Regions from separate parts of the Mus musculus genome. Here region 1 is linked to region 2. Evidence: chromatin loops called from intact Hi-C (ENCODE). Cell type or tissue: heart. All regions are shown on one strand. Each heading gives the region's core, and the rest is flanking DNA. Links, peaks and the distances in the headings are about the cores only.

Region 1 (10,717 bases), core at 1,600-9,599, 69 kb before region 2:
GTGGCCATGCCTGTGATCCCAGCACTTGGGAGGCTAGGAAACGAGGATTGCTCAAAATTCGGAGCCAACCTGGGCTACATGAGAATCTGTCTCAACAACAAATCAAACAGCAAAATAAATAAATAAAGACATCTGAAGTTGGATGGACAGGTACATACAGGATATGCAGGGCCTCGTTTAAGGTTCCTGCTTTGTCGTATTGTTCAGGGAGAGGGATGGAACTATTCATACTAAGCAGAGCTCTATAACCAAGCTACATTGCCAGTTCTCTATTGGGTTTTACCCCGGAGCATGTCTCCAGAGCACGTGTGATGGCTCTGGAGCAAGGTAATTGTGGGAAGTGGGCATGGAGGCTCAGTTGGAGTCAGTGGGACCTTGTCCACCCTTCTGGGATCCCCTCAGTGCAGGTCACACTCCATCACTTGCTCTGCCTCTAGCTTCAATACATAGGGACCATTTGCCTTAGGGCTTCGGAGCTTTTACAGTCTCATCACTGTTAGTCGCTATGAGTTGCTGAATGAAGGGTTTAACAAAAGCCAAATAATCCAAATTCCCTAAAGTCTCAGCTTAGAGGAGGACCTGAGGGATGGAGCTGAGGATGCCAGATGGCCAGTGCTTTATTCTTCCTGGTAAACAGATTTTAATAAAATTAACAGCTGCTCTTTGATAATTATTTCCCCTCTATCTTTCCTCTGAAGATCTTCCCAGACAGTTTCAGTCTCATTACCACAGTTTCATGACTACCTCTTTGCAGTGATAATCAGATGTGTTAGCAAACTACATGAAACAAAAACTCAAGTTCTTATATGCATCTGAATCCTTCCTTACAGACCATGTGGCTTTCCTGGGCTTGTCTCCAGGCTCCAAGATGGGCAGCTGCTTCATGATGCCCTGTGCAGAAGAGAGGAAGGGAGTGTTCAGACATCTTCCCACAAGACAACAAACCCAACCACACCCCTCTCAAACCTTTCTTATTGGATTGTGGAGGAGCTCAGTGGTAGAGCATTTGCCCAGGATGAGAAAGGCCCCAGGTTGAAACCAGGAAGAAAAACAACAAAACAAAACAAACACCCCAAATCTCTGAGGTTGAATGTACGAAGTTCAAAGGCCTGACAAATCTGAATCAACGTTACCACACTTCTGAGATAATTCTTTCTTGTTCAGAAACAAGTAGCCCAGGCTGACTTCCAACTCTGGGCAACTCTCCTGCCTAATTCTCCTCAGTACTGTAACCACTATATCCAGCTGCCCCCCCCCCACCCCCCGGCCCCCAGTGATAATCCAGGGCTTTATGCATGCTAGGTAAGTGTCTATCTTGAGTTACATTCCAGCTGTTGACACAACATAGCTTTTGAAGTTTCTCAGCTAATGTTTTCCTTCTGTCTGTAAGGCTCATAAGGGATGAACATACATCAAACTGTCAGAGGCCTTAAGATCTTTATTAAGATAAAACAGGTTAGCCAGGTGGTAGTGGCACACACTTTTAGTACCAGCACCCAGGAGGCAGAGGCAGGAGGATCTCTGAAGTTTGAGGCCAGCCTGGTCTACAGAGTGAGTTCCAGGACAGCCAGGACTATCCAGGAAAACCGTGTCTTGAAAAGCAAAAACAAAAACAACAAACAAAACCCGAAAGAACCACCTCCAAAATAAAGAACTCACAGGGTGTCAAGGAAGGCAGCCATGCAGCGGGTGCAAATCAGAACATATGAAAACGGCATAATGAGACATGTTGTTTTATAGGCTAACTTAAAAATTGGATTTAAACTTTTTTTTTTTGAGAGCCAGGCATAGTGGTGCACACCTTTAATCCCAGCACCGGTGAGGCAGAGGTGGGGGCATGTGGTCTCTGTGATTTCTATGCCTGCCTAGTCTACATAGTGAGTTCTAGGACATCTAGGGCTAACCCTGCCTCACCTTGGCCCTAGCATGCCATAGAAACCAAGTTTTCTGGTCTCTATCTTTTTGCTGTTATTTTCGGACAGGATCTCACTCTGTGGCTTTTTGGGGCCTTGCCTGCAATACTGGGCTTTCTGTTGCTCCTCTGACTTTCATAACTTGCACTGCCTCACCCAGTGGGAATTTAATAAAATTAACAAGCATTCTGTGGTAATTACTGCCGCCCCTATCTTTCCTTCCTGTAAATTTTCACACTGCTAGTGGATATTTAAAGCCAGTTTCAAGGAGTTGGCATGGCTCTGTGGTAGAGTGTCTGTTTAGCATGGGCAAAGCTCTGGGTTCAAGTCCCAGAAAATTTCAAAGGTTATTTAAAGAGATTACCCCTTTCCAGTCTCTCAAGTTACTGCTCCTGCCTCAGGGATTAGCAATATACATCACATACACCCTCGGCAGGAAGGCTTAATCAGGACTTGGGTTTAGACCACAATATATATGACTGTATCCATTTAACCACCATATTACAGGAGTCATTCTGAACGTAATTATCTTTTCTTTTAAACTCATTACTCATTTAGAGACACGGTCTTATGTACCTTAGGCTAGCCCCCACTCATTATGTAGCCAAGGATGACCCTGAACTTCTGCTTCTCTTGCTGCCACCTCCCAAAAGCTGGAATTACAGGCAAACACCACCATACCTTTTTATGCCTTCTGGAGATCAAACCCAGGGCTAAGTTCTCGATAGGCAGGCAGTCTACCAATTGAACTACACCCTTACATCCCTGAATGTAACTATCTATTTAAAAGTCTGTAATCGGCCAGGCATGGTGGTGCACTACATGGCACTAGAGAGGCTTGAGGCAGCAGAGGCCAGCTTGAGCTACACAGTGAGACTTGTCTCAAAATAAAAGTAACAGAAAAGTATCGAAACTAGATTCCAAAATGTTAGCATGTCCGGCCTTCTGATTCATTCCGATAACTTACCAATGGACCTGCAGAGTGTAGAAGTGAAGGACAAACGAATGAAGAAAGGGAATTAAAGGAGAGTTGGGCCGATGAGGCCCACAAGCGGGCTAGGCTAATGACCACAGGGTCAGCCCAGAGCTTAGAGGGGCCGGCGTGGCGGGGACTCTCCTAGCCACCTCCTTTGCGTCCCCTCTGCCGGCCACATCTCCGCGCGAAAGAAGTCGGGGTCAGGGAGAAATGGCTGCCAGCTTTCCCCAAAACTGACCGGCCGGAGACCATGGGTACTACCCCTCCCACCCAGTTCAAGCCTACTGCCTTAAGAGACCTCCAGCCCAGCACCTATTACCTGCCGCAGCCCCCGCATGTCCTGGACGTGGCTCCACCCATGGGGCGGAGCTTAGGAGCCCGTCCTCTTCCCCAGTCCCGGAAGCGCGTCCAGGCCAACCGCTCTACGCCTCCGGGTCTCCGGGACTACGCGCCAAACTTAGTCAGGGCCTCCCGGAACTCTGCGTACTGGTTGGCATCCGGTCCATAACTCCAATTTCGGGTCCCGACGGAGTTTGTTACAGCAGTCCTTAGTAGTGACTTCTGAAGGGGAAGGATGGGTTGGAACTCACGTAAGCCAGGCTGACCTTGAATTCTGCTTCAGGCTCCCGAGTGAGATTTCCTGCATGCCATAGGATGCTAGGTTTTGCCTGTGCAGGTTTGAGGTTGGTTCAAACTGTGGATCCTAAAGCGGGTTATTTCCATAATCGCTGTTTGTGGTTACAGCACGTTCCAGACCACAGGCCCTGGGCTTTCCGGGAGCTCACAGGCTGAGCAGAGAGATTAAACACGAAGGACAACTAGGAGGTCCTATTGTAAACGCTGAAGAATAAAAAGTTCATTGACACTGTATGTTCTTGGGGAAAGTTATTAATACTTTTGGTGTCTTCTCTCAGCGACACACAAATTTTAAGATTTCCATAGAGGTTGTAGTCGGGAATTTTTATGGAGGCCCAGAGCTGGTCCTTTGTAAAAGCCGTGATTATTTTTATCTAGACACAAACTACCTCTGTTGACAGCTTCATCTGCATCCTCTCTGATCTATGTCCTAGCTATAGGTGCCCCGTGACTTTCCTAAAACAAAGATAGCTCGCCTATGTGCCTATGTGTGAACAGAGTACCATACTCTGAGCTCACTAACTTCCCTCAGAACTCAAGACAGCCTAGAAACAGAAGTAGTGTGTCTTTAGTGGGAGAGGGAAGACAGACTGGCTTCAAACAAGCTCCCGCACTAAATGGGAAATGTCTGACGAGTCTGCTCCTCTCTGAACCCTAGTTTACTCATAGATAGAATGGGAATAGCAATATCGGAACACAGCTGTCTAGAGAATTTACTAGTGCAAGTAAAAGAAAAACTTGGGTTTTAATTTTGAGACAGGGTCTCATGCAGTCCAGGCTTGCCTCCCATCTCACTGTATACCTGAGGATGGTCTTGAACTCCTGATTCTGCTGCCTCCACCATACAAATGCTGTGATTTACAGAAAAGATTTACAATGCTCCCACTCCAATTTATTTATTTAGTTACTTGAAAATATAACCAAAATTCATGGACAAAGTAAAATTGGGCTACAGCTCTCTTCACAACTTTGCCATTATATTTCCAATACCTGAGTCTTTGTGATTGCCTGTAATTATCAGAAAGCTCCCATAGACTGCCAAAGAATTTAGAGGTATGCACTCACTCTGCTTTCTTTTTTTTTTTTTTTTAAGATTTATTTATTATATGTAAGTACACTGTAGCTGTCTTCAGGCACACCAGAAGAGGGTGTCAGATCTCATTACGGGTGGTTGTGAGCCACCATATGGTTGCTGGGATTTGAACTTGGGACCTTCGGAAGAGCAGTCAGTGCTCTTACCCGCTGAGCCGTCTCGCCAGCCCCTCACTCTGCTTTCCTTCTGGAGAGAATCAGGGCTAGGTTGGCTCTGCCATGTGCCCAACATATATTTAGACAGCGAGTCCTTCTCAGAGCTCCAGAATGTGCCTTGGGCCTTTTGGTTTGGATTACACCAAGAAGCCATGCTGGAAGGGTATATTATCAAGAAAAAATGGACTATCAGATGGTTTACATTGTAGAAACCAATTCATTTAGACTAGAAATCACATTCTAAGTTCTTGGAGGGATGTTTGAATTCTGTTTTTAAAAATGAGAGTCAAGGGGCTAAAAAGATGACTCAAACAAACCAACCAAGACAAATTCTTTTGTTTTGTTCTTCTTTTTTTTTTCTTTAAGATTTATTTATTTTACGTATATGAATACACTGTTGCTATACTCGGACACACCAGAAGAGGGCATCAGACCCCATTACAGATGGTTGTGAACCACCATGTGGTTGCTGGGGATTGAACTCAGGACCTCTAGAAGAGCAGCAGTCAGTGCTCTTAACCGCTGAGCCATCTCTCCAGCCCCTCTTTGGTTTTTTTCGAAACAGGATTTCTCTGTGTAACCCTGGCTGTCCTGGAAATCACTCTGTAGACCAGGCTGGCCTTGAACTCAGAAATCTGTCTGCCTCTGCCTCCCAAGTGCTGGTATTAAAGGCGTGAGCCACCACCGACCGGCCACTTACTCCAACTTTAACTGAAGATACCGACAGGGTGCTTTACAGGGTGGGAGAGCCAGGGAATTCTCAGTTACTCATTTTGTGGTCTTCCCTAGAAAAAGCCTCATCTAGTTTTTCGAAGGTGAAGTCTGTTGCAAGAGTAGAAGAGCTTTTCACTAAAACTACAAATCCCAGCACTCCCCGCGGCAGACAGCCACAGGTCCTAGGTTTCATCAGCAGGACAGCCGGGTTCTCGTGGAGACCCGACGCGGGGCGTGTCGGGGTTCTGAAGAGAGTCAGGCTTTGACGTCACTGCGCAGACTCCACTCACGGGTCGGACGTGACGTAAGGACGGTTCCGGCTTCGGCCTCCGCCGCTGGCAGCGATGCGGTTTGTTCTCCCTAAAATGGCGCCGCTGAATCTGGACAAGTATGTGGAGATAGCGCGGCAGTGCAAGTACCTTCCCTAGAACGACCCGAAGGTGAGCCGGGCCGGAGGCCGTCCAGCTTGCGAGGCAAGCCCCTTCCGGCGGAGGGCGCTCCGCGGTGTGAAAGGACCGGGTCCGAGGCGGCGTGACGCGGAGAACCAGGGGAGCCCGGATCCCCCGAATGCTGTCCAGTTCTTTGAGGGGAGATCCCGGGGGATGTCACGATCCCCTGACCCTCACGGGACTCCGAGCTTAAAGACTCTCACTTTAACTCGCTCGGCCTCCCGGAGACGGAGCCGGGCCGAGCGGGTAGTGCTCCCGGGATGGGGTCCTCCCAGCAGAGGTAACAGGAGCCGCTGTCTGCTCCAGGGACGCGGCCGCGGTGTGTTTAAGACCCTGAGAGGTGGAAGCCGGTGGGCGGGATCGATGCGACCATAATGGGAGAGAATGACAAGTCGCCTCAGCTTCACCACTCCCCTAAATTGCTTCTTAGGAGTGGTAGTTTTCTTCTGATAATTTGGATGTGGATCCCGTTTCTTAGCACGTTGCTGAGCTATTTAAGTGAACAAGCAGTTGCTTATCAATAAGTTCAAATGTTTTTATGACCTCTGAGCTGTTCCCCTGTAACTCAAAGTGTCGTTTTCTTGGTTTTCCAAAGTAGGTCTTACTCAGTTCAATAGGACCGTTAAAGTAGCTTGGCCATGGTGGCGCACTCCTTTAATTTCAGGACTCGGGAGACACAATCAGGTCTATCTCTGAGTTTGAAGCCAGCCTATGCCACAGGGTGAGTTCCAGGACAGCCAAGGTTATACACAGAGAAACCTTGTCTCAAACCCCCCTCCCCGAAAGAAAAAGACAAAATAAAACGAGTGTTAAAGAATGTAAAGGAAGTAAACTGTTGGTAAAACACTTGTTTTCAAACATTTTGCTTCTATCAAATGTAGTACTTAGGTTAGGTCCCCATTGATGTTTATCCTATTGATGGTAGTGACTATTCTATTAACTTTGATTTACTATGTAGTAAGTGCATAAGTGCTCATCTGAATTTCTTTTAATGATGTTTTTATGACAATTTTAAGCTATGAACTTAAAACCACCTTTTTCAAGAAAAGATTACATTTTTGTTTGTGAATTATATTTCTCTTGGGAAGATTTTTGCTCTGTGTGTGTTTATTTTTTCTTTTGGCACATGAAGTTGATATTTAAATCAGTTAACAAGCATGCAAAATTTACCTTATGGACCTGAGGAGACTCCCGATCCTCTTGCTTCTGCTTTCCAAAAGCTTCAACCTAACCACCATGCTTAGCTGCACTGTGCTTTTCTTTTTTTCCCCCCACCCCTTCCCTTCTCCCTCTTGCTCTGGCCCCCCTCACTCCGGCCCACGGATTTTATTTGATTCTCATTAAGGATGACTGTGAGCCACCATGTGGTTGCTAGGATTTGAACTCATGACCTCCAGAAGAGCAGTCAGTGCTCTTAACTGCTGAGCCACCTCACCAGCCCAATGACATTTTTAATTAATATTTGTGTATGTAGGTATGTACATGTGGTACCCTCCGAGGCCAGGCATTTGTGAGCTCCAGATGTGGTCCTCTGCACAGGCTTCATTGCTGATCAACCTCCAGCCCCACCCCTTTTTTATGTGTATGGGTATACAACATCATGTACCCCAAGCTGCCTTGAGCCCCTGATTCTCCTATAGTTTATTTTATTGTGGTATGAGGGTTGAACTGAATTTTTTTTTAAAACAAAGCGCTTTTTTTAGATTTATTTATTTTATGTATATGAATACACTGTAGCTGTACAGATATTTGTGAGCCACCATGTGGTTGCTGGGATTTGAACTCAGGACCTTTGGAAGAGCAGTCAGTGCTCTTACCCGCTGAGCCATCTTCCCAGCCCTGAATTTTTTAAAAAAGATGTGTTATTTATGTATGTGTAAGCGTACCTGTGTGAGTTTATGTGCAACATGTGTATGTTGGTGCTGGCAGAGCAGAGGGTGGTGGGAATTGAACCTAGTCTTAGTAGGAGTAGTAAGCTCTTTTAACTGGAACCACTCCAGTTCCTGTTGTGTGCTTTTAGATTTATTTTATTTTTGGTTTCTCTGTGTAGCCCTAGCTGTTCCAGAATGCACTTTACAGACTAGGCTGGCCCTGAATTCATATCTACTGTTGTCTGGGAGGGGGGGGGGAATTTGCACACACACCTCCAGAGGCAACGTTATATCTCTCTGGAGCTGCAGGTATAAGCAGTTGTAAACATCTGACATTGCAAACACCTGACATGAGTGCTGGTCATAGAACCCAGGCCCTCTACAAGAGCAGTATGTGCTCTTAATCCGAGTCATTTCTCCAGCCTACACCAAAAAATTGTAATTTTTTTCTTAGTAGTTAATCAAAAATTAGGGAAATTCCCTGCCCTGGAAATAGTTTTAAATAGTTTTTATCAGATTAATCTGCTTTATTGTCAGTGTATTTATGTGTGTACAAGTGTATATTTTAGCCTAGAGGAATCTTAGCCGATCACACATCTGAGGAAACAAGCCAGAAAAAGCACATGACTGAAGTAATGCCAGACACTCATTTTCCAGCTCAGAGCTCTTTATCACTCCAGGTCACCTGTGCCACCAGCCAGTTAGGGACTAGCTTTTTACATGTAAACTAAAGCTTCAGAAAACCTTTATATCTTAACATAGCCAACCCTGCCTCTGCCAAGAACTATGGGTTATAGCCCAGTGCAGTCAACCAGCAGACTCAGATCTGTGTTGGAAGACATTTGTAGATTTAAGGGATCTAGTAGAAAGTTAATGAATGTCACAGAATTCAAAGATGTTTTAACAATGGCTCTTTTAAAATCTAAACCCCATGTGAGAAAAGTTGCTATAACATAGCACCTTTGCTTCAATTTCAAAGAACAAAGGCTATTGGAAAAAAACTTTAATAACAGACTCCATGTGATTTTATGGGCAACCAATTAGCAGATTAGTGAATCATTTAACTTTCTTTACTCAATATTCCACTCAGAAAGATAAATCCAAAAATGCAACCTCTCTTACACTGACCAACATAACTAAGTACAAATGAAGTCAATGGTGTATCCCATTAGCATGCTGCGGTGTATGTCAGTAAACAAGCCCTCCCCGCCCCAGCCCTGGCAAACAGATAAATGATTGTGCACTGCGTGATGATACCTTTAGGTGAGAACTTTGGTTCATGCAGTTGGCTGCCATAGACATTGCACCCAAAACCCGCAGCCCTGGCACCCAAAGTCAGTCAGCGGTGGTAGCTCCTGGTGTCAGCAATGCTCCTTCCATAACACCAGGTGAATACTGTGGTCAGGCATGCTGGTGGCAAAGACTAAGCCCGTGTCATTGTGCCCATCCAATCCATTCAACCAGGACGCTTCGCCTGCCAGGAAGCTGGAGCCTCTCTTTGATTTCCTGTACTCTGGCAGAGGCCAGCGGCTAATTAGGCTCTCTGTCCTCAAGTCCATGATATATAGGTAGTGGTTGTCAAACAGCAGGGCGAAGACATCTCCAAAGCCAAGCAAGGCCAAGTTTGCTACCTCAGGTGTCTTGATGACCCTATAAGGAGGAGAGTTCAGGGTCATGAGGCAAAGGAAACATGGCTGGAGACACTTAAAACTCCCAAGCAAATTTAGAGCTAATAAGAATTTTTGATTAAAAGAATACCATGAGGATAAAAGTTAGCCTACTTACAAAAAGCAGGGAAGAAGAAACCTGCCCTCTGACAGACAAGCAGAGGCAAGGTGTTATGTTTGATAAACACAAAATATCCATCCAGGCTTGAAAGGATTCTACAGGTTAACTTATAATTCAAATTATAAAAACCACTTTATTTAATCATTTGCACTCTTAAGACTTAGAAACTGACACCCAGGCAGGAGTTCACAGAATCTGTTGGTTAGGGGTGAAAACCAGAATGAAGCCTGATTCATCCTCAGGACAAGTCTAAATGGCTTTTTCTCTAAAAATACTACTAGCTAGAGATAGTAAAAACTGCTGGGAATTTATAAGCATCTATTAACAATGGATTCATAGGTTTTAGAAACAACTGGCTAAGTTGGAAAATCAGTCACAGCTTTCATAGGGTGGCAGTTCCCAAATACCAATGACCAAGACACAAAATGGGAGACCTAATGCAATATATGCACCAATGAAAAAAGAAAAACAAAAATCAAAGCAGCTTCCCTGTGTCAAGCACCAGATTGACAGGACAAGTCAGATGTTGTCTGGAGTCTACACTTTCCCACGGCAACCTCCTTAGGCTCCTTTGGTTGGGAGGTTAGTTTAGATGTTAACAAGGACACCAGCAATATCTTAGACCAGCTTATGTCTAAGAGGCCAACTAGAACGGGGGTGGCTGGTAAACTCGGTGAAGCAAGAACAGCCAAGGATAATAGCTAGAGCAGCGTTTGAGTAGAACAACCCTTTCACAGGGGTCTAAGACCACTGGAAAATACAGATGTTTGCGATTCATAACAGTAGCAAAAGTTATAGTTATGAAGTAGCAATGAAATAATTCTATGGCTGGTGTCACTACAAAATGAGGAAGATTGAGAACCTCTGAGCTAGAGTAAGCAAAACAGAATGTCAGGAAGGGAAACAACACATTATTACTGTCAAACAGCAGAGTGTGGATAGAGAAGGCCTCCCATTACAACTTCTAGAAAACAGAACTAGGTTCAAAGGAAAAGTTACCATCACCACCACCACCCCACCACCCAGATTTGAATTTGACATTAGGAAGGGAGGGCCATTTTTTTAACCTATCATTTACCATGTGTTGGGCATAAAACTTCTAATTAACACAGAGCACATGCT
Region 2 (10,717 bases), core at 1,657-9,656:
AAGCTTCTCTCCTGACTTTAGGACACCAATGTCTGCACAGTTGGCTGAGGCTCTAGTGAACTCACCGCTTTAGCAACAGATAAATTCTCTCCGCCAATGCAATAAACAATCTGTTTCAACAGCTCAGCATTATTGAGAATCTCAGTAACAGCTTCTGAATTTTCAACAATTCTTCCAATCTGGGGGAAAAAAAGGCAGAGAGACACTCTTCCCAAATAGAACACACAAACAAAGGATATTTGTATTTTTTAGTGTGTGATTATTACAAGTACTTATTACAGCTATCACACAAATTACTACAACTTCACTAAAGCCAAACACACACAGGGTATAGTCATGCTTTTAAGTGGGAAGGAACAATAAACAGTGGGTAAAGAGTGGAGACAGGTGAGTCAAACCAGCATGTCGATTTTTAGTTGTACAAATCTTGGATAAATTACCGTCTTTGAATTTTTTTTTTTTTTTTTTTTTTTTTTTTTAGAAAAATAAGAATACCATTTTTAATTCTAGGGCAGTAAGAAGATTAAATGGATGAGGCAAAGTATCTGCTACAATGCTATAGTTTCTGGCATATATATGGGGAATGAATAAATACCACCCTCCCACCCACCGCAAACGGAATGCACAGATTAGAGAAGAGAAGGGAAAGCTGCAGACTGCTGGGTAACCAACTGCAGTGCCTAACATACATGACCCCAGCAGCGTACCACACAAACGCTATGATATCTGGCTGTCAGGATGAAAGCCGCTACTATAATGTGTTGGCTTTGTGAAGTTTACACTTGGTTCAAGCTTCTCCAATACAACGTGATATAGCAGAGTAACTTCTAAACCCCTAAAAGTCAGTTTCTACAGCCTGGGAGCTCCTTACAGGTTGATCTCGTGAGCTCGCACAGCAGTGGCAGCACACCTGCCACATCCAAGGGCTTCAGTGAGTGACTTAGACGTTTCTGCATTTACCACTATGATTCCATACCTGCGACAGAGTGAGGGTTTTTACAGAGTCATCAGGGTGAGTCAGTCCCCTCTGCAGGTCAAGCCTGAGGTTCCTGGCCAAGTGAATCGGCTCCACAGCTTGGAGCAGCCTCTCCAGAATGGAGACACACAAAGCAGTCTGTTCCCTAAAGGAGACAGCACAGGTCTCAGTCATATCACGTCAGGCTGGAGACAACAACCTAACACCTAAAGTGACGATTTCTCCTGAACACTTTCTTCAAAGAAGCAGATTCTCGTCACTTATTAGACATTTAGTGTATCTCTGCACTAAACTCTTTGCAATGCCTGTGTTGGGGCTACAGAGACAGATAGGACATATTGTCTAGCTTCAGAAAGGTCACTCTAATAGAAGACATGCACACAATAAGATAGACAAAGTATAGATGTATGCCATAAGCTAGGGATAGAAGCTGTAGCAGATTAAAAGTAAGTTTGCAAGATATGGGTAAGGCTTCCAGGAGCAGTAACTCGGAACTAAGTGTTCAGGAAGACCCAGGAATGAATGGCTTAGAAAGGTGTTTCAAGCAGAGGAAGTCGCAGCACACAAGAACACACAGACAAATCAGATACTGCACTAATACTGCAAAGAAGCCTTACGGAGCATGTCATGCCTGTGCTCTGGACTGGGGAGGGTAGAGATGGCAGAGGGTAAGATGAGTGGTAAGAAACAAAACTAAGAGGTTCTTATGCCATCCTTGGCTTTTCCAGAGAAGCAATGCCCAGTGATGCAGTGGCTTTAAGCAGAGAACAGACACAAGGACAGCTAGCTTACAGCCATCTCTTGGGGATAGACACAAGGACAGTTGGCTTACAGCCATCTCTTGGGGGCTGAGATGAGACTCAGGGGTGGAACATACATACACAGCATGTACAAAGTCCTGGGCCAACCCCTAACGCCAAGTTGACAGAACAAAAGAAGACATGAAGAAGAAAGAGGAGAGGCCGCTCTGCAGCATGATAGAGAGGTTGTTCCAGTAGAAAGCAGCCAATGGATGTGGAAGGTGATGAAGGAGCAAATCAGAGCATCAGCAAAGGGGAGAAAAGGGAAAACGCCTGAAAGCTATCAGAGAGGTAAACCACTCCGAACTTGATGACTACTTGCTGTAGGTATGGATCTTGTTCCCGAACAATTTACTTGCCTCTTAATAGGCAATATAAATAAATGGGCTAATTTATGTCTGATGCCAGGATAGAATTAAACTGGCCTAACTTTCCAAGACTGCGATAAGAATACAAATCAAAAACCTTACAAATGAGCACACTTGAGCTGGGGAGATGCTCAGTGGGTAAAGCACCTGCCATGTACGTGAGGAGCTGAGTTGCAATTCCCAGATTCCCTAGAGAGACTGGATGGCTCAGTGAGAAGGCTCACAAAGCCAGCCCGACGACTTGCAGAACCCAAGGGAAACACTGCATTATAGTACTATGCACCTGACAGTAGAATTGCAGGATGCTTACAGGCCAGCTAGCTTGGAGCTGAGGTTCTCAACCTGTGGGTCACAGCCTCTTTGTGGGGTGGACCACCAGAACACAGATATTTATACTACAATTCACACCAGTAGCAAAATTACAGTTATGAAGAAATAATTTTATGGTTGGTGGTCACCACAACACAAAGAACTGTATCTAAGAGTTGTAGCATTAGGACAGTTGACAGCCACTGGCCAGGAGTCTGATGGGTGGTGATGGGGGTTGGGGGGGAGAAGGGGGAAAATAAACAACAAAAAGACCCCCAGATGTCCTGCCTCAACAAATTGGAAGATGAGAATAGATTCCCTGAAGTTGTCCCCACACATGCACTCCAGCGAGCACACACATGCTTGCTCTCTCTCTCTTAAAATAATTTTTAAAAGCAGTGATGGTTTAAAGTGTATTGTGTATAAACTGTCTCAGGTCCTATGTGAGCCTTAGCTGCCAAGCAAGCTAAAGGTGGTAAGTCAGTCATCCTTGTTGGACTTCTATGGTGAGTATCAGTGATCTTAGGTGTTAAATTTCCCTCACGCAAGGTGTCAAGATTACAGATTTACAGCAACAAACCCAGAACCTGAATCAGCAGAATTTCTTATGTGGTCTAGACAACAAATTAGTAACAGTAGTGTAGTGTGGAGACTGCAATACTATCAGAGGAGAATCACTCCAACATATTGCAACTGCCATATATAGTACATATCCAGCTCTAAGTGCCCATTCAAACTGCCTCCTAGAAGCCGGGCGTGGTGGCACATGCCTTTAATCCCAGCACTTGGGAGGCAGAGGCAGGCGGATTTCTGAGTTTGAGGCCAGCCTGGTCTACAAAGTGAGTTCCAGGACAGCCAGGGCTATACAGAGAAACCCTGTCTCAAAAAAAACAAAAAACAACCAAAAAGCTTCCTAGAATACCACCCCAGCACGCAGCAAACTGTCTTCTCCATTTACTATATTCCCAAACTTCCCAACTTTGGTTCCTGTTGCCAACCTGCACTATGATTTTTCAGAGTCTTTTCATTTTCAATATGAAAAGCCGGCTAGGGAGAAGCCCTGGGAGAGAGCCTGAGCTACATACTGAGTTTAAGACAAGCTCTATACAGCAAGATCCTATTTCAAAACAAACTAACAAAACTGGACCCAGTACCTTCTTTAAAGGCTGTAGGCCTCATCTTGTATTTACCATGTATTTCCTGAACTGTACTTCAGGGCAGATGCAGAGAGGAACAAATGTGTTTCCTAACCACAAAGACACACACAGAATTATAACAAGGGAAAGGTATCCAGAATTATAAACAGAAAAATGATAATGTCATTATGGTGTCTGACGAAGAGCCACTTGCAGCTGGAGAAAGACTTTTTTGGGGAGGTGGCACATGGGCTGGGTCCACAGTCAGTAGAACTGGTGTGAGAGGAGTTCAGAAAGTGCCAAGTCATGCTCTAGGAACGTTAGTGATGGTAACACGGTAGTGGAACAGATGCGCTCAGTGGAGTAAATGAAGGAGAGTAGCCTGGAAAAGCAGACTGGAAAGCTACCAGGAAGGGCCCAAATACCAAACTATACAATCATGATTTCCACAGACAAGCTAAGCCAACTGACCTGAGACATTAGTTCTGGTTGCAGGGTGAGGGCTAGTCAGAAAAGGAAAATAACCACTAAAATACTGACTGTTAAAACCAACTTAGCAGACGTAGCAGGAGTAAGAGATGTAGCAGAAGGGAGGTAAGAAAGCGCACTGAAAGCATTCAGTGCTGACTGACTGGAGCTCACTATCTTTTCAAATTAAAATTCAAATACAAAAAGCACATTAAATGATCAAGTTAACAAATACAAGACATTTCTAATTTAATGCTATAGATGCATATTCATCAAAAGTTGCTATCCTAACATTTTAATTCCAGTTGCACATTAATAACTTCTACATATAATCCTGGGTTATGCAGTTTACTCTCGCTTGTAAGGGGTATATAGTGGATTAATTTACACATAAGCTTTACAATTTTCCTTTTTTTTTTTTTTTACATTCAACACTTTCATACATACACAGATCGGCCGCGCAACGTTACGCAGCAATAATTTATGTCCTTAATGATTTATTAATATGGTTGTTTCTAGTTTAAAGTTTTGCTGTCTCACAAATCTGTTATTCCGTACATTTTAATTCCACTGGACAAGCATTCACTGGATACTGAAATTAAAAGGCGTGCCGTGGACCCCGCCACAATATCAGCAGAAGATTCCTTCCGGAGAGGAGAACCGTCAAGACCCGGGCAACACACAGTTGTGGACATCTTGCAATTGGACAACCTGGACTTTTCTCCGAAAGACCCCTGCAGCCATCCCTACCCGCCCAAGCCCGGTGCTTCTCTCACCGATTGTTCTGGTTAAGCAAGGAGAACAGCGGGCGGAGGCGTAGCTCCGCCGCCTGCTCGCGAAGCTCGTGCAGCGGCACAGCCTGCACCACTGACTGCAGCGCACGAAGCTCCTCCAGCGGCGCCTCCAGCCGCGCCACCTCCCGCAGGAGCGACACAGCCTGCGCCGCCATCTCCCTGGCTCCCGTCTGCCCGCCCACCTACTAGGTTCCCAGAGCGCCTCTCTGAATCTCGCGAGATCTTACGGAGCGAAGCCTCCCAGCAGATCTGTCAAGTCTCGCGAGATCCTTTCTCAACGCGGTCCCCGCCCCTTTCTTTGGGGCCCGGAGTCTTGCGCGTGCCGGGAGACTAAGAGACTGAGACCGCCCAGGGGATCAAGAGGCTTTGTGCACGCTCTCCGCAGAGGCCTCCGTGACGGAACCGGGATGACTGAACCCGAGTCCGAGGCCAGGTGGCCATCAAGATGAGGCACATGGTCCCCGAAAACTTGGACGTGGGGCGCCGGTTTGACGTCTGTCAGCCAATGGAAGGCCTGATTAAGAGAAGTTTGGGGCCGATGTGCAGGAAGTTTTCGGCATCTTCCAGAGTCTGCGCGTGACGTAATCACCGAAGGACAGACATAGCATTTAGTGCGGAGAGAAGGAGCAGGCCATGGAGGGGCTGGCCTCAGACTCCGAGACCAAATGCACACAGAAGTGTCTGATGGAAATCAGTGGTCAAGGACAAGCTATATATATTTCGTGAAAGAGAGAGAGGAGAGAGAGAGGGAGAGAAGCTTAAAAATCGCTGCCATCTGCGAAACACGGGGTTGTTGGAGAAGAACCATTAAAAGCTAGTTGACAACCAACTATTTCAAGCCGTTGGAATGTCTGGTCAGAGTTGTAGACCTCATTTGGTCCCCTGTGCCAAGGAGATGAGTCTGTTTTGGAACGCATGGCTTCCTGTTCTTTTACGGAAAGAGACAAAAATCCAGGAAGCTTAGAGGAGACTAAGGATGGGATGCCCATCTGTATGTGTGTTCGCGCGTGCATGTCAGGGACTCAGGTGACAACAATAAAACTCTGCGACTTTACAAAGACCCTAATCCCACTCTTTTGGAAAAGGTTAAACTACCCGTTTCCCCATTTTATGTCATACACACGGAGAACTGTCACTAACCGTTGTCTTCTCTTTTCGTTACTTCACGATTATCGTACCCTTGAAGCCTAGAAGCTAATTGGCAGAGAAAACTCTTGAATTAAAGGTGTGGGTGATTATGAACAGAAGTCCCAGGCATTCAGACTCCTCCCCAGCCCTCCAAACTCCCAGGGGCTTGTTTTCTGTAGCCCTTGGATCATAATATTTTCCAGACATTCAGGAATTATATCAAGAAGACATTTGACCACTTTGCTCCCTGCGTTGAAAAAGAAAACTCACTTAAGTAACACAGCAGCCTTATACTACTTTTAGTAGTTGTAAAAGAAGTTTAAAAAAAAAAAAAGATGACACATAGCCAGTCATTCTTAAAGCTTGCGAGAAACTTAGGAGTATGTTGTGAGTGGCCACACACGTTTCCCTAGAGCTGATGAGATTTAAAAAGAATGGAGAATTGATTTGGTTAAAAATAATATTGGGAAAAGTGAGCCAAGAGTCTATATCCATAGACAAGAAGACCAATCCCTGCAACCACAGACTGAAGATGACTCTAAGCAAAGCGAATGTTGCCTATGCTAGGCCTCAGCCCTCACTGGTTGCAATTGCCCTGGATCCTGGCTTGAGATGGCTCAGCAGATAAAGGCACTTGCTGGCAAGCTGAAGACCTGAGTTCCATTCTTTATGGTATAAGGAGAGAGCTGACTCGTACACGTTGTCTTCTGAATGCCACACCGTGGCACATAGTCTTAAGTGCTGGCACATAGAGACATACACATGCCACAATATGTGTGGAGGTCAGAGGGCAACTTGCTCTCTTTCCATCATTTGGGTTCTGGGATTGAACTTAATTCTTCAGGTGTGGTGGCAAGCACTTTTACCTAATGAGCCATCTCTCTGGCTCAAACTCATCTCTATTGGCTCAATAGGTTGTCTATTTTGTTGAACTAAAACACACACACACACACCAGAATAATCTAGATACAAAATAGTGCCATAACCAGTTTATGCTGTGTCTCTTTCCCTATGTCTGGAGTTGTAATCATTGTCAAGTTAGGATATGTCACATTAAAGAGCTAAATTAAAAATTTGGAAATCTTTGAGCCAATGCAGTATAGCTTAGCAGGCAAGTACACTTGCTGCCAAGTTCAGTTCCTTGGACAAAAACTACATGGCTAACAAGAGAGAACAGACTTATGCAAAGTGTCTTTGACCCCTATATGTGCAACATGGCACATTGCCAGAACCTCACAGATACACTAAATAAATAAATGGACAACTCTCTTTTTAAAAAAAATCCAAAGAAGCCGGGAGGTGGTGGCGCACGCCTTTAATCCCAGCATTGGGAGGCAGAGGCAGGCGGATTTCTGAGTTTGAGGCCAGCCTGGTCTACAGAGTGAGTTCCAGGACAGCCAGGGTTACACAGAGAAACCCTGTCTCGAAAAACAAACAAACAAACAAACAAAAATCCAAAGAACTAAGAATATATAGAATCCAAAGAGTATATATATTTAGATGTTTGTACTTTTATGTGTGTGTTTGCCTGAATGTCTGTCTGGTGCCTGTGGAGGCGTTGGATCCCCTAGAACAGTTATGGATGGCTGTGAGCTGACATGTGGATTCCGGGAACTGAACCTGTGTCCTCTGAAGACCAACAATTGTTCTTAAGTACTGAGCCATTTCTCCAAGCACAGAATAAAATAGTTTCCAAAAAGTTAGCAACTCTAGCAACGGAGGATTCTGCATTCCTGAAGGACAATACTCAGCTGCTGGCTTATTGCTTTTCCAGTTTGTGGCAGCCCCCCCCCCCATTGGAATGCTTCTAAGTGTGTATGATGTGTGTTAAAAGATGATATTGGGCTGAATTCTAAGAAAGGCTTCCCAGAGCAACTGGTTTGGGAAGAGAGAAATGAATTCACTGGGCACAAGTACAGGTCTCTCTCTCTCTCTCTCTCTCTCTCTCTCTCTCTCTCTCACTCTCTCTCTCTTTCTGTGTGTGTGTGTGTCTGTCTGTCTGTGTGTGTCTGTGTGTGTGTTGAGGGGTGGTTTTCTCTGTGTTGTTACCTGGAACTTGCTTCGCAGACCAGGCTGGCTTCAAATTCACAGAGATCCACCTGCCTCTGCTTCTGCCTCTGGCACACTAGAACTGTAGGCTTTAAGGCCAGGGAGGCAGTTCGATGAGTGTGTGCGATTCACTTGCTGGTTTTTGTGGGTGGCTTTGGCCTGTTTACAGAAGGATTTTATCTGTGTGTTCAGGCTTTGTGCGCTGGGGTTTCAGAAGGTTTTGTTTCCTAAGAAAGGCTTTGTCTTTGTCTACCTATGTGGTTTGTTTACATGAATAGGAAGGAAAAGTAGCATTAGTTTTTGTAAGAACAGTAGCTCTGAAAAGTAAGCTCGGAAGAGGTGTTAACTAGTGGGGGAAAAAAACAAACAAACAGAAGCCAGCTTTCTTTCCCTGCCTGCTGACCCGCTGCTGGCCAGCCCCGCTGGGAGGGGCAAGCTGGATAGTGTCCTGGAAAAAGGTGTGTGCAGGGGAAGGAGGCTGCAGCTTAGGCTTCAGTGCCCGCCTCCCCGGCCCGCACCCTACCTGAGGCTGTAGTTCACGGTTACTGCCTAGGGCTAAATCCCCAATCCCCAACACCACCATGGACAGACCGGAATCACGGTGCCCTCCACCGGGCTCCCTCAGGCTCGTCCTTACATGCCTCCTGGTGAGTGCCCGGGTTGATTATACCGTCCTCCTTGCCCGCCCTGAGGCTTTTACCTGGGGACAGAGGGAGAAGAACTGAAGGAAAGGTATTTCTCTTCGCTGTTTTCGGGGTTTGAAGTGTGGGCAGGTTTGTGGGAGAACAGTTGAGAGTCTTGGGAGTCCTTCCCGTCCAGGTCCAGGAGGCCATCCAGTGTTAATGGGTTAGCAGCACCCTCTCACGCCTGCCGCGAGGGGATAAATGGGGTTGTACTCTGTGAGGGGAGAGTGCTTGCGGTGCAGTCTCCTAAGCCCTGTTTATTAGGTCTTTGCCTATTACAGTTACGCCTGTTTTCAGCAGGCTGCTATCTCATCTCTGAAGTGTCCGAAAAAGCGAATGTAGACAGTGGCATAGTAGCTGCCAATGGTAATGAGGACAGGACTGTAGGAGCGTCCAGAGTCCAAGGTTCTCTCTGCCTGATTTTGGTACCCACATTTGGAGTGATTACTCCCTTTCTCTGGCCACTATTTCTTTATTTGTGAAAGCTGCTGTAAGTCTATTTGAGGATTTTTATTTTTATTAAGTTCTGGATTTGTAGCCAGAAAAAGGTATAAGCTGAAAGTTGTGTTGATCTCAAGGGTTTTACAGATTCCTTAAAGCTAGGTTGGTTAAAATGTAATCCACTGGATCAGGTGAGGCTTCCTCTGCCTCATCCTGGATTTGTGACTCATTTCTTAAAGGCACGGTAAATACTCTAGGACAGAGAGAAAGGAGCCCACATGGTTGGTCTGTAATCCCAACATAGGCTGAGGCAACAGAATCCCTGCAAGTTCAAGGCTCACCGGGTCTACATAACGAGTTCAGGCTATCCAAGGGTACTTAGCAAGGTTGTCTAAAAAAGCAAAATAGAAAGAAAGGAAAAAAAAAAAGGGATAATGACTGGACCAAGTAAGAAATAACTGAACAGATACATACAATATTTTATTTAAATATAAAATTAGAAAAGCTGTATAGTTTATCGAAAGGACCCAGATGTAGCTGTCTCTTGTGAGACTATGCCAGAGCCTAGCAAACACAGAAGTGGATGCTCACAGTCAGCTAATGGATGGATCACAGGGCTCCCAATGGAGGAGCTGGGGAGAGTACCCAAGGAGCTAAAGGGATCTGCAACCCTATAGGTGGAACAACATTATGAACTAACCAGTACCCCGGAGCTCTTGACTCTAGCTGCATATGTATCAAAAGATGGCTTAGTCGGCCATCACTGGAAAGAGAGGCCCATTGCACACGCAAACTTTATATGCCCCAGTACAGGGGAACGCCAGGGCCAAAAAGGGGGAGTGGGCGGGTAGGGGAGTGGGGGTGGGTGGGTATGGGGGACTTTTGGTATAGCATTGGAAATGTAAATGAGCTAAATACCTAATAAAAAATGGAAAAAAAAGCTGTATAGAAAAGATATAAAGTATAAACCATTTATAATCTGACAATGTTTCTTTAAAACTAAGTTTGGGGAGGTGGCTTAGTCAGCAAGGAGCTGGCCATGAGTGTCATTCAGATTTCCAGTAGCTATGTCAAGAAGCACACAGCAGCACATCTGTAACCTCAGCACTAGGGATGCTGGGGATTGCAGGGCAGTAGACCCTGAAGTTCACTGACCAGCCAGCCTCGCTGAGCCACTGAGGTCTAGGGCCAGTGAGAGACCCCGTCTCAAAACATAAAATGGCCCTGGACAAAGAACTACAGGCAACTAAGGAATTCTGAGAGCAGAAGCAGTCTACACACACACACACACACACACACACACACACACATGCACACGCACATGCACACACACGCGCGCACGCATACATGCACAACACTAGATTGAGCAGGTTGTCTATATATGTATATATATACACACACACGTAACATTGAGTAGATGCAACAGGTTGTATTTATATATGTGTTTATATATATGCAATAGTAACAAAGAAAGGGAGGGAAAGTGGGAGAGGTGGAGGGGGAAGGAGAAGAGAGAATGACATTATATTTTAATTTCAGAAGAATATTTTTTAAAAAGGTGAAAA

Evidence for each region. Hi-C counts contacts between places; a loop is a spot of excess contacts. Peaks named below come from ENCODE experiments on the same cell type or tissue, not always from the same donor. Only the 100,000 strongest peaks of a DNase experiment are listed, where the experiment ranks them.
Region 1: a loop joins it to region 2, with 4 times the contacts of the local background. A loop is called at or near these places in 3 of 42 quality-filtered maps.

What each region holds. Positions count from the first base shown.
Region 1 is chr2:34,796,543-34,807,259 of GRCm38, forward strand. Rabepk (Rab9 effector protein with kelch motifs) reads right to left here and starts at 3,370. Exons shown (of 8, transcript NM_145522.4): 1 at 3,209-3,370; 2 at 833-891. The coding sequence starts at 3,226. It overlaps Fbxw2 (F-box and WD-40 domain protein 2), which reads right to left. Exons shown (of 8, transcript NM_013890.4): 8 at 7,822-9,457. The coding sequence ends at 9,169. In heart, for the core only: CTCF peaks have their summits at 5,190 (motif pointing right) and 5,973 (motif pointing right); DNase peaks (open chromatin) are centred at 3,239 and 5,759; H3K4me3 peaks cover 3,911 bases; H3K27ac peaks cover 3,181 bases.
Region 2 is chr2:34,865,917-34,876,633 of GRCm38, forward strand. It overlaps Psmd5 (proteasome (prosome, macropain) 26S subunit, non-ATPase, 5), which reads right to left and starts at 5,046. Exons shown (of 10, transcript NM_080554.2): 1 at 4,834-5,046; 2 at 977-1,121; 3 at 66-179. The coding sequence starts at 5,006. It overlaps Cutal (cutA divalent cation tolerance homolog-like), which reads left to right and starts at 8,480. Exons shown (of 6, transcript NM_030021.3): 1 at 8,480-8,675. The coding sequence starts at 8,610. In heart, for the core only: no CTCF peak of the experiment used is centred there; a DNase peak (open chromatin) is centred at 5,115; H3K4me3 peaks cover 3,872 bases; H3K27ac peaks cover 2,472 bases; H3K27me3 peaks cover 1,625 bases.